Linked DNA regions of Homo sapiens: region 1 is linked to region 2. The links are chromatin loops, found by intact Hi-C in ENCODE. Cell type or tissue: GM12878. All regions are shown on one strand. Each heading gives the region's core, and the rest is flanking DNA. Links, peaks and the distances in the headings are about the cores only.

Region 1 (6,181 bases), core at 382-5,381, 110 kb before region 2:
CTTCCTGACATGCTAATGTAATGGTTGGAGCTGTAATAGCCATGTGGATCATGAGATGACCTTTGTACTGGAAGCCCTGTTCAGTGGAACAACAAGATAATGTATTTTATCAAATCAAACATACTAATTTAAGGCACATCATTATTCTATGTACCACACAAAAAGAAAGTGCTACCAACTAAATTAGAACACAGTGTTTTCTTGTCCCTTAGATTTTTAAATTTCAGTTACTGGAAAATCTCTTTTACACTTATTTAAGCACAGACTTTTGTTATTGAATCACTCTTGTGTGTACACATAAAAAGGAAACTATGTGCTAAATAAATTGTTTCAAGTACTGCTAGAACTTCTTCAGATTCAAATTTCAACTCTTCTAAATCACTTCTGTACTCAGAATCATTGATATCTCTTAATATCGTCCTCTGTGCCATCAAGCGTGCTGGTGACGCAGTATTTTTTAAGAGTACACTTCTAATATCTCCAGGATTTTTTCTTAGCCAATGATATCATTTTGTCGAGTTTTGCAGTGCATCCTCAGGCAATGACAGGTATGGCTGACAGTGATTGTAAGATACATCCCAATTTAATGTTAAAATGTAAAGAAAAAAAATGTGCCTCTTGGAATCCATGAAATGTGATTGAAAGCTCTTCCACAGTAGCCCTGAACTGTTTTCTTCCATAGTTCTTTCATACATGAAAAAGAAAACCTATCTTTTTTAAGACTCTACTTTTCTGGTCTTTGTTACTACTCATAACCTAACCCAAACCAAACGGTCACATGATTCCTAAAAATATGATAGCCATTAGTACTTTCCTTTCTTACTATACCTCATCCCACTCCTATAGCTCCCTTGACTAGTGAATCAAGGTGTAAATTTCTTTCCTTTTACCTTTCAGGTGTCCTCACACTTTGCTAATATGATTACTCTCATTTCACCTTTCCTTTCAGCTTTCCTGAGGCAAATTCTCCATCAATATTTCTCTGAACCTGAACTCAGGACTGCAATAACAACAGCAACAACAGCAACATCAAATTATTTGTAAAACAAAAATTGTTATTTTAAAATCTGAAACATAGTATCACTTTCAAGGTTACAGACAATGCTTTTCTCTACTAAATACTTGATTAGATATGTCTCTCAGGCTTGTGAAAAGAAACTGTAATTGCTTGTAAATGAAAAGCAAAATTAAAGGAGAATTTAAAAATCAGAAATGTAGAGCAAATTTCCAGGTTAGAGAAGATTCAGGAGAAATTAATGGGTGCTTTGTACTGCTTGTCACACACATTTCTAAGAAAAAAAAAACTTTTCCTTTTTCTGGAAAATGAAGTACAAGTTGTCAGCGACAACCATCTATTAAGAAACTTCCTTTTGTGATAGAGTGAGGGTTTTTTCCCCAGAGGTAAATTATTCAACACAGTTAATTTGAATCCGTGTTTGAGTCTGAGATGAAGTTATCAATTTTACCATTTTCCCTCAGTCCCGATACTATCATTGCCTGAGACTTTGGTACCCACAGCAACAGCCACTGTTTCGGACATCATTCCCCCAAGCAATAGAGCACAACGAATGACTGACAAGCATCCAGTTGTATGTCTCAGGATGGTATTTTTCAGGGCTGGAAGACTGAGGCACAACTCACTCTCAAGTATTGAAAGTCAGGCTCTCAAAGAATTGGGAAGGCTGTGTGTATGTGGGAATGTGGCCCACCTGTAAGAAGTTTGCTCACTCCTTTTGAGAGGAATGTGGCAAGGGAGGGTGGGAAAATGAGGAGACTTGCAGCGATGGATAAGGTCAAGACATTGAAAAGTGCCAGTGGGGCCAGCTTGGTCTAAATGTTTCTCATGTTTTTCCCACAGTTGCCCCACATATTCAAAAGGCTGTTTGTGGACCCTAAAACTGAACCAAAAGGAGGGGATTTAGGACATTCATGTTTTTGTTGCAGTGGAACAAGAATAGAAACAATTGAGCTGCCGCTTTACCTAGACTTCCCAGCCAGGGATTCTGAAAGAAAAGCTGTGAAATGTGACACTACAAGTAGTGGCATGTGATAGGCGCTGGAGTGTAATCACAATCCTCTTTGAGTCTTGCAGGTGAGGAAATCCTGCTTTTCCGGGTAAAATAAAAGGATGTAGTTCTAAGTAGACTTCTCTGCATTATCCTGGGGTGTCTCTGAATCACAGGAAAGGGAAAAATGGAATAAAGAGGGGGCCTTGTGGCCAAGATGGAACAAGTCTGACGTCAGCTGTAGATCTCAGTAAAGAGACCACAACAGGGAATGTATAGATTACAGTACACTGTGCATGGTAAACGTACAGGGCTTCTCTGTCCAGGCTTTGAGATGAGCTAGATTTGCAGATAGAGCATGTGTGTTTTGTAGCCACCCCATTTACCTGCTGTGCTTGAAGAGAAGCCACTGACAGTGAAGACATGTGGTGGATGGATGGTGCACTCTGGGGATTTCCAGCCCTAAGGCCTTCTTAGGTATTCAGTGCCAACTCAGGCAACAGTGTGACTGTCTGCTTCAGGGAGAGTACCTGAACAGAGGGGTTCAAGTGTACAGGTGTTGGCTGCCTTCCTGTGAGGTGCCCTACTACCTCATATAGTCTGTTACTTATTCTGAAGGCTTCTTTCATAAGAGAAGGATTTTGGCTGAGGTTTAGAAGCTGTCCCCACCCTAGGCTGGAAGGCACACCTGTAATTAGGAGAGAGACTCCAGTGATCAGGGCTGTCTTTAAGAGTGTTGGGGGATTTCCCTCCCTTCCAGGGCTGGTTATTTGGCTAGATTCCCAGTCTACCCACACAATCTTCTTTAACCCGTTGATATACTTGCAGGGTAACAGAAAGAAAAAGGAACATGGCATCAGAAGATCGAGGTTCATGTCCAGATTCCACAACTTCTTGCCTGTATGGCCTCCCTTTTTGTCACTAATAAAGTCATGATACTTGTCCTTCCTTCTTCCTGAGATTCTTGTAAAAACAAAGTACAACAATGTAAATAAAAGGACTTGGACTTGCAAAGTGCCATTTTAGTTTGTCAGCCCCTTGGCTATGGGGAAGCCAGCTTAAGGCTCCCACTACAACTGTCACCCAAAGTGAGCTTGCCAAAGAAGTACCCTGCTGTGCTGTCACCCAGAGCCCCCACTTGCTACTCAGAATCCACAAACATTAACATTGGCATATTTTAATAAACTACAAGTTTTCATGTAAAGTTGAAGACCCTTTGTTTATTTTAATCCTTGCCCAATCCCATTTCCTTCACTTCTTCCCCAGAGGCAACCACTATGATGAATTCCAGACCACGTTTTACACTTTACCGTGCCCATGCACCCACAGCCACCAGGGCCCAAGAGTGACCACCCCACCCCATCCCACCCCACATACCCTGGTAGTTTACAAAGGGAAGACTAATGTGTTTTCCAGGGGCCCATAAAATACCATTCCACTCCACCCCTGCAAATCCTGAGCTGCATGCAGATGGGGCAGGGGTGGGTGGAGAGACTGCTGGATACCTACTTTAAACCTGCATGGGGATTTGCCCTGATTCCTAAAAGGTGAGAGTTGCAGGTGTATCAAATGGACACCTTTATTGCTTTGAGAACCAGATAACTTTTTTGCTAACAATGGTAAAACTGAAAGATAAAACTGAAGAGAACGTTCTGAAAGGGCAACATGCACGCCCCGCCTAGTGGCCTGACCCAGGGAAGGGACCCCGTGGCTGTGGGGCCCATCTGGGCTCAAGTCTCTTTGACGCGGCCGCCCAGGGTGAGCTTGTCGAACAGGTACTCAGCCAGGCCGGCTTCCGGGGAACAAATCTTGCGCAGGTTGCTCACGTAGCCACCCAGCTCTTTGATGGTCTTGACTTGCTCGTGCAGGTAGTGGCTCTCCAGGAAGTGGCACAGCTGGGGGTCGCCCTTCTCCACGGCCAGCTGGTACAGATCCAGCAGGCTCTGGTTGACGTTCTTCTCCAGGTGGAAGGCGGACTCCATGGCCACGAGCCCGCTCTCCCAGCCTTGGCACTCTGGCTTCCTGATATCGTGAAGGCAGATGTGGCCACCGCGCAGGTTCTGCAGCCTCATCAGCTTCTGGGCATGCTCCATTTTGTCGTCCGACAGGCGCAGGAAGTAGCGGAAGAAGTTCTCCAGGGCCACGTCGTCCCGGTTGAAGTAGAAGGCCATAGACAGGTACAGGTAGGAGGTGTAGAGCTCCAGCGTGATGTGGCTGTTGATGGCGGCGTCGCAGTTGGTGTCGTACTTCTGGCGCACCTGCGACGGCTGGGCGGTGGCCATGGCGGGCAGCGCAAGTGCAGGCGAGCACACGGGCGAAGTCGGTGCGGTAGCGAGGGCAGCAGCTGAGGTGACAAGAATGGCGGATAGTGAAAGGCGGGTGTGCGATGAAACCGGAAGTGGGCAGTGGAAGTGGGCAGTGGCGACCGTTAGGGAGGAGCGCGCTCTGTCGGTGGGGGGAGGGGCGGCGGGGGACAGAGTTGCGGGGCAAGGGGGTGGGGGCACAAGCGCTGACTTCCGTCGGAAATCCCGGCCACTTGGCGCTGAATGTTTCAAGACCATCTTTTAAAAATAACTGCTCTAGGCCGGGCACGGTAGCTCACGCGTGTAATCCCAGCACTTTGGGAGGCCGGGGCGGGCGGATCACGAGGTCAGGACATGGAGACCAACCTGACCAACATGGTGAAACCCCGTCTCTACTAAAAATACAAAAAAAATTAGCCAGGCATGCTGGCGCGCGCACCTGTAGTCCCAGCTACTCGGGAGGCTGAGGCAGGAGAATTGCTTGAACCCAAGAGGCGGAGGTTGCAGTGAGCTGGGATTGTGCCGTTACACGCCAGCCTGGGCAACAGAGCAAGACTTGTGTCAAACAACAACAACAAACTGCACTATTGAGATACAATTCCTCTGCCATAAAATTCACCCTCTGAAACATTTCCATGGTTTTTAGTATATTCATGAAGTTGTGTAACTATCACCCCATCACCAAAAATCTAATTTCAGAACGTTTTCCTTATTCCAAAATGAAATCCCCTACCCATGAGTAGTTACTGCCCATCTCGCCTTCCTCACTGGCCCGACAACCACAAATGAAATCTCTGTTTCTAGAGATTTGCTTACTCTGGACATTTCAAATAAATCATACTATATGCGGCCTTTATATGGCCTCTTTCATTTAGCATAATGTCTTTAACTTTTGTCTTTTTTATGGCTGAATTATATTTCATTGTATGGATATACCACATTTTATTTACTCATTCATCAGTCGATGGGCATTTGAGTTGTTTCCATTTTGTGACTATTATGACTAATGCAGCTATGAGGATTTTTATAATAGACATATGTTTTCAACTCCCTTGGGTATATACCTGGGACTAGAATTGCTGGGTCATATGTTAAGACTCTGTTTAACATTTTGAGGAACTGCTAGACTGTTTTCCAAAGTCCCCTCATCATTTTACATGCCCACTAACAATGTATGAAGGTTCCAACACTGTCATTGTCTTTGTTGTTTTTCTAGTGGATGTAAAGTGGTATCTCACTGTGGTTTTGATTTGCATTTCCATAATGGCTATTGATGTTGAGCATCTTTTCATAGTCATTTGTATCTTCTTTGGAGAAAACTCTATTCAAGTCTTTTGTCCATTTTAAAATTGGGTTATTTGTACTTTTATTGCTGAGTTTTAAGAGTTCTATATATATTATGTGTGCCAGTCCTTTTTCAGATATATGATTTGCAAATATTTTCTCTCATTCTGTTTTTTTTTTCACTTTCTTAATGGTGTCCTTTGAAGCACAAAGTTCTTAATTATGTTCAATTTTTCTGTTTTTCTCTTGTCACTTGTGCTTTTAGTGTCCTATCTAAGAAACCATTGCCTAATTCAAGGTCATAAACATTTATGTCCAGGTTTTCTTTGAATAATTTTACAGTTTTAGCTTTTACATTTAAGTTTCTAACTCATTTTGAGTTAATTTTTGTATATGATATGAGGTCATTGTCCAATTTCATTCCTTTGTGTGTGGATATCCAGTTGTCCTAGCACCATTTGTTGAGAAGACCATTCTTTCTCCACTAGATGGTCTTGGCACACTTGTCAAAAATCAATTGACCATAGATGTATGGGTTTATTTCGGGACTCCCAATTCTGTTCTGTCAATCTATGTGTCTAAACTGAT
Region 2 (6,181 bases), core at 716-5,715:
TAATACCATTTTATACAGAAAATCTTATACAGAGCTTTAATTCTTTGCCTCAAGGATAATTCCATGTTATTTTTCTTATTAATATCAGTGGCGCCTATCACAGCATGCATAAGCACAAGAACTTACAATAACCAGAAATCTTAAAAAATATACACTAAAAGAGACATTTATTAAACCAGAAAATGAGCCAAAAGGGAGTACTGGTCAGAGATGAATCATTTAAAAACCAAGAATTAGTGAAAATACAAAGCCACTTAGTCCACAAACAAAACTAAGTGCAAAGCCTTCTAAAACACTTCCAAAAGAAGGTAATAATACTGTTCCCCGCTTCCCACTTCCTAAACACAAAACCATATACCCAGAAGGATTACTTACTATAAGAGTTAATGACCTACTTGGTCAATTCCATCCCACCCACCACCACCTTCTCTTTTATGAAAACTCTATTAATTAAAAGCTGACATTCATTTAGGTTTCAATGCAGAATCGCTCAAAGAATATCGTTTGACTGGCTCACTTATGGACAGACAACGTAAAGGCCTATGTTAGCTTTAGTTTTAAAGTAATATGACAAACACAAGCAAATAAGAGTTTAGTCTAAGGAAAACCAAACGGTCTGTATCTCTGGAAACTTTCAAATTCTGTGATCCATATCAAATGGATCAAATATTGTAATCATCATAGGATTTGTTAACATTAGATACAAGTCTTGCAAAATGAAACACGTTAGGACCTGGCTCTTATGCCTGAATAGGATGGCTTTGTAATATATTTTATACAGTATTTATAATCCTATGAATAAATACTTTAAATACAATTACTGCTATTAAAGAAAACACAGACTTCAGTCTGCTAGATTTGTTTTCTTCCTCAAAATTAAAACTTCCCACTATTTCTGAATAATCTAACCAACTCTTCATAAAAAGGCAAATTGGGAGGTGTGTTTTAGTTGTTAGAAAATATTTTTAAATAAAAGATGTTATTAATTTTAAAGTCTTTCAACGTTTAAGACAGACAAAATCTTCTACTTAAAATAAGTTAATCTGATTGTCATAATGTTTTTCTCATTAGCTTACGTGTAGCTCCTTTTTGCCTTTCAAGGACTATTAATTACTCTTTGTTTATTATTTGGTGCTACTTTTATCTATGTATTTGTAACAACTGTTCTTTAGCATATTTGTCGTTTGGATTTCTTACTCGGTTAAACTTATTTCCACATAGAGTAAATCCATTCCCTTATCAGGATCCAATCAAGCTGAAACTGTAGTGTATCAACTCTTTAAAAGTTTCTTATTTATGAACGGTTGTAACTTCTATAACAGACTACCTGGGTTAGGAAACACAATTTCCAAGAGGCAGAGGACATAACTGAACCTAAATAACTCCCTAAGTTCTTTAAGCATGATGATTAAATAAATCAGATAATATACTACTTATAGCTACCATATCTCAAAATTAAGGGGCGCAATAACGAAGTTTTAAAAAGGAAAGCATAGCCTTCCACTTCCTTTAGGCCTATTAAAGACTGAAAATAAACCTCAATTAATAATATGCATTTATCACGACAGGGTTTTTAAAAAAGGATCTAGTTTAGATTAAATTATATGGTGGAACAATAAAAAAGATTTAATAAAAAGAAATTGAATTCTTACACAAGCTTATCTTCCGAATTGGTCATTTCCCCTTTATCCATAACAGAGCTGTCTGATTTTCAATAAATATTTTAATAAAGCATACTTTGAAATACCAAAAGTTTGTTATAACAACCCTACATAATGTAGTTTTAAAATAGGCACTTTGTTTGCTAATATAGAAATCACAGGCCCCAAAAAAGAGTTTTCTAGCATTATAAACTCTGAGATAAATCATCTGCTGGTATCTAAGCTCAGTATTATTAATACACACCAATAGTAATAACAAAGAAATACTTTCCTCCTAGAGCAAATGTATAATTGTTTATGAGCTGAATATTTAGCTTGGAGAGGAGAGCAAAGTGAGTTTAGTTCAAAATTTAGAAACCCTTGTATATAATGATTAGTCAAATAGCATGGCATAACCTGATAAACAGTCCGCACACCTCATTAAAATTATTCAACCAAACTCAGCATCATACTTTAAAACGAATTCTGCTGATTTTTAATAGTCCACTTATAACAGACCCTAAAGATTCTAAAAAGCATCGAATCTCAAGAAATATGGCTAAAGAATGTTATTATGTAATCAGAAGCTTCTTCCTTGCTTTTATATGAAGAAATATATAAACATGTCTCCCAGGAATACAGCTAAAACTCCAATAACTTCTTTGATTATAATTTGAATTCAAGCCAGGATTTCTGCTGGTTTGAATTTCACCTGGTGGAGGAACCAAAAAACCCACTCTGATTCTCCTGATCTGTGTAGATGGTACTTTCAAAGTCTCATCAAGAAAAGAAAAAAAAAAACTGAAATGAAGGAAGGGGAATTAATATGTCCATAAAACAAAACAAAACAAAAGAAAACAAACAAATAAACAGAACAAAAGAGAACCAAGCGAGCGAATGTGTTGGTGGTAGCAGCACCCTTCAGCAAAAAAAGTACTCACGCAGAATCTACTGGCCAGAAGTTGATCAGAGTAACGGGACTGCAAAACAAAAAATGAGGTGGTGAAGGAGACACACGCAAACTCAGCCGCAAAAAAATTTACTGAAAGGTCAAAATAAATAAAATCCAGCCAATTAAGTATGAACCATGGAAAGCAATAGCCAAACCAAGGTGTAAAGTGAATTAAAAGAAAAACACACAGTTGTGTGACTGCCATCAGAGTTAAGGCAAAAAAGAGGAGCAGGTTGAAAAGAGGTGAAGACGTCCCCTTTGATCTTGAGAATCATTACTACTTACTGTGAAGTAGTTTCCTGTGACTATATTTTCTTTTGAGTAGAAACAAGTGACTAGATATGACCACACAATGAGATACAAAAAGACACACATTTACTGATTTGTGAGAGAGGAAAATCAAAATGAAATACTGGAATCACTCATTTGTAAACAGTCCCATATTTCTTATAAGGCTTGTAAGGCAATTAGTGGCTGTATTGTGTTGTGGTTTTTTTTTTTTTTTCCCCCTGTGAGATAAAGTTTAACTTTTGGAAAAAGAAATTGTCAAGTGACGTGGGAAAGTGGCAACTGGACATCAGCTTATTTTTCTCTTTTCAGCTAATGTAAATAAAAAGAAAGAAATAGAAGAGACTGTTTGCATTTGGGAGTGAAGGAGGGTGTTCAGCTGAGAGGAGTTCAAATATACATCAAACAAGAGTGTGTTCTGCTTTTGCTACTACTCACGTTTCCATGTTGTCCCCCTCTAAGACAGTCTGCACTGGCAGGTAGCCCATTCGGGGATGCTTCGCAAAATACCTTTTGGTTCGAAATTTGTTTTTTAGTACCTTGGCAAAGTCTCGAACATCTTCTCCTGATGTAGTCTAAAAGGGAGATCATGGTGAGATCAGATTTAGGACAGGATGATTTCAAAACTAATGACCACTCCAGTCTTCTGCCCCATGACACTTGTTTTGTAATTAAGGAGAGTGTTGTGGTTGTGAGCAAAGGCTTTGGAATCAGACAAATGGGGCTCTGAAACCAGGCCTGGCATGTACTAATTTGGCTGAGTTATTTACTTCTCAGAGGCTCTGATCATCAGTAAAATGGGAGCAACAACACCTCAACACGTTGTTATGATAAATAAAAGAAACATACAAGCTTACTAGGCTACTCAATAAATGGTAGTTTATAGGTCTTAAGGTCAAAAAGGTGACATTAAATTTTACCACACTTTATGGTATTTTAAAAACTACTTAGTACAAAATGATAGCATGCTTCACCCACTAAATTTCGGTCTATTCATAGCATGGTACATTCTCAATCACTGACCATCTCTATAAGAGGAATAAAAGTGAGACAGGCAAATATCTGGGAGGATCACTCTGATGATGGAAGAGAGAGATGCTCTAAAGCAGAGCTTCTCATACTTTGTTGTGTATGGGAACCAGCTGCAGATCTCGCTAAAATGTGGGTTTTGATTTAGAGCATCAGGAGTTGGGGCCTGTGGTTTCACATTTCTAATAAAGACCAAGGTAATGCCAATAGACATATGATGATTAGTCAACAGACCGTATCTTGAATAGCAAGCATGCAAAGTTTAGAGAAGAGGAGACTGTAAGAATTAAAGAAAGAGAAGAGAAACACGAAGGGTGGCTCTACAGTCAACAGGGACAGGTTTATTTTAGAAAAAACAAACCTGAGAGGAGCCTGTCTTTAATTCTTAGGCAGATTTGTACTCAGGTCTGTCTGGCCACCAAGTCTACATCCTTGCCATTTCCCTAGTGATTTTTCACAGTTCTATTGGCCACTTAACATTTTCCTAAAATAACATCTTAGGAGATGGCTTCAACTCTTACTTATAGAACCTTGAGTAAATTATTTAACCTCAGGACCTCAGGGTCCTCATCTGTATAGAGGGGATAAAAATCATAGTACTTATTTTACACAGGGTAGTTTAAAAGGTAAATGCCTAGCATTTAGTAAGTGTTAGCATATAAAATGGATTTTTAAAATGTCACTAGTATACAGGACAGATAATAGGTGAGCAACATTGATTAAAAGTGGTAGTTTATGAATTTGGGGGAACCTAGAACCATCCCCCATACTCAACATGCCTCATGGCCATAAGATCGCCCCACACAACCTCTAAGGCTGTGCAAAATAAACGTGAAAACGTCTTCAATACAACCATGCACACAGAATGAAAACCCTATTTATTCATCCAACAATATTTATTGAGGGTCTATCATGTTCCATATGTGCCAGGCACTCCCCTAGGCACCAGGGATAGGGTAAATCCTGAAGCCTACAGTTGAGAGCCACTTTAGCTGGGGAACATCTGGGGAAGTGACAAATCACAGCATTATACATGATCTGCAGTATTGTACAAAACTGAAATTTATCCCAGGTGAACTAACTCTCACGTCAGGCTGGCGTCAAACTTACCGGAGTGCAATATTCCACCATGGGATAGTGCATTTTATGGCCTTTTGCAACTCGACCAGAAAAAAAGCAGCTTTGGCAGATGTCATAATTAAAGTGCTTTAGACTCCTGTACCTGATAAAGAGCAAAAACAAACACGTATGTATTTCTTCGAATCAAATTCCCAAAGAACACTCTTTAATAAACCTTCTACCACGTTCTAATTTGAGAAACAGAAAGCAATGTTCATTAGTCCCACAAGGTAAGTGATTAACTTTCTGCCTCCAGATTTTTCCGGTGCCTCTCCTACAGTACCAAAACATTTTGGCAGAAAGATTATCCTATAAACATATGGAAGGAGGGAAGAAAAACTCAGCTTTTATTTAAACTCCACTAGGAACTCTTTGAGATTAAGTAGGAAGGTACTGGAAAATTTCCAGTCTTTTGAAAACCAAATACTCAAATTTAAAAGAACTTCCAGGAGCGACAGACTTACGCTGTGCATGCCCCTTACCCATCATGGGACAAAAGTTTTCTGAAGCAATTATTTTCAAAACATTGTCAAGATAAAGCAATTTCACAAGACAAAAGAAATGTGAACAAGAACTTTCAATTAAAACAAGTCTCGCTTTAATAATGTTTTCTAATTGACTGATACGATTCATCTTCAAACAGTTACTCGAATGAACTCTTTTATCTCTATCTCTTCAGAAATCTCTCACCCCATTACCTACAAATGATAACTGAAGCCCCAAGAGAACATGAAATTTGGATTAGATGGAAGAATTTATAATCTGTAAATACTAGTTGGTACATTTCCTCCATTATCAGAATGCGATATTCTTTGTTTCATACTCTCCTGCCTTTTGCTTTCTCAGATAAGAACCTTAGCCAATTCAAATAAACATATTTCTTATGTCACATATGGGGAAGTGGGAAGGAAAGCTATCTTTTTTAGATTCCAGCCATCTTTCAAGAGGGGGACAGGAGGAATGAGAAGTGCTGGGTCCTAAAATAATATAATATGATAAGGGCAAAAGAATTGAAGGTGAAAGTGCTCTTTCAGATCCTCCAAGGCATTCTTCTTCTTTATTTTATAAAAATTTCCCTTGTATACAAAGCCCACTAGCTAAGGAAGCAGAGAAAAGGTAGCTTAGAAATCTAATGCAGTCACTGTGGCTTCCC

The links. A loop is a pair of places that touch in the nucleus more often than their neighbours do. Peaks named below come from ENCODE experiments on the same cell type or tissue, not always from the same donor. Only the 100,000 strongest peaks of a DNase experiment are listed, where the experiment ranks them.
Region 1: it touches region 2 in a loop (2.0-fold over the local background); 1 of 110 quality-filtered maps calls a loop at or near these places.

Annotation. Positions count from the first base shown.
Region 1 is chrX:31,067,666-31,073,846 of GRCh38, forward strand. FTHL17 (ferritin heavy chain like 17) reads right to left here and starts at 4,376. Exons shown (of 1, transcript NM_031894.3): 1 at 3,568-4,376. The coding sequence starts at 4,288. The coding sequence ends at 3,737. In GM12878, for the core only: no CTCF peak of the experiment used is centred there; a DNase peak (open chromatin) is centred at 2,746; H3K27ac peaks cover 894 bases.
Region 2 is chrX:31,175,351-31,181,531 of GRCh38, forward strand. DMD (dystrophin) reads right to left here. Exons shown (of 79, transcript NM_004006.3): 69 at 5,020-5,131; 70 at 3,319-3,455; 71 at 2,582-2,620. Among named protein-coding and RNA genes, the nearest start is that of FTHL17, 110 kb to the left of the region's middle. In GM12878, for the core only: no CTCF peak of the experiment used is centred there; DNase peaks (open chromatin) are centred at 2,911, 3,574 and 4,091; H3K27ac peaks cover 854 bases.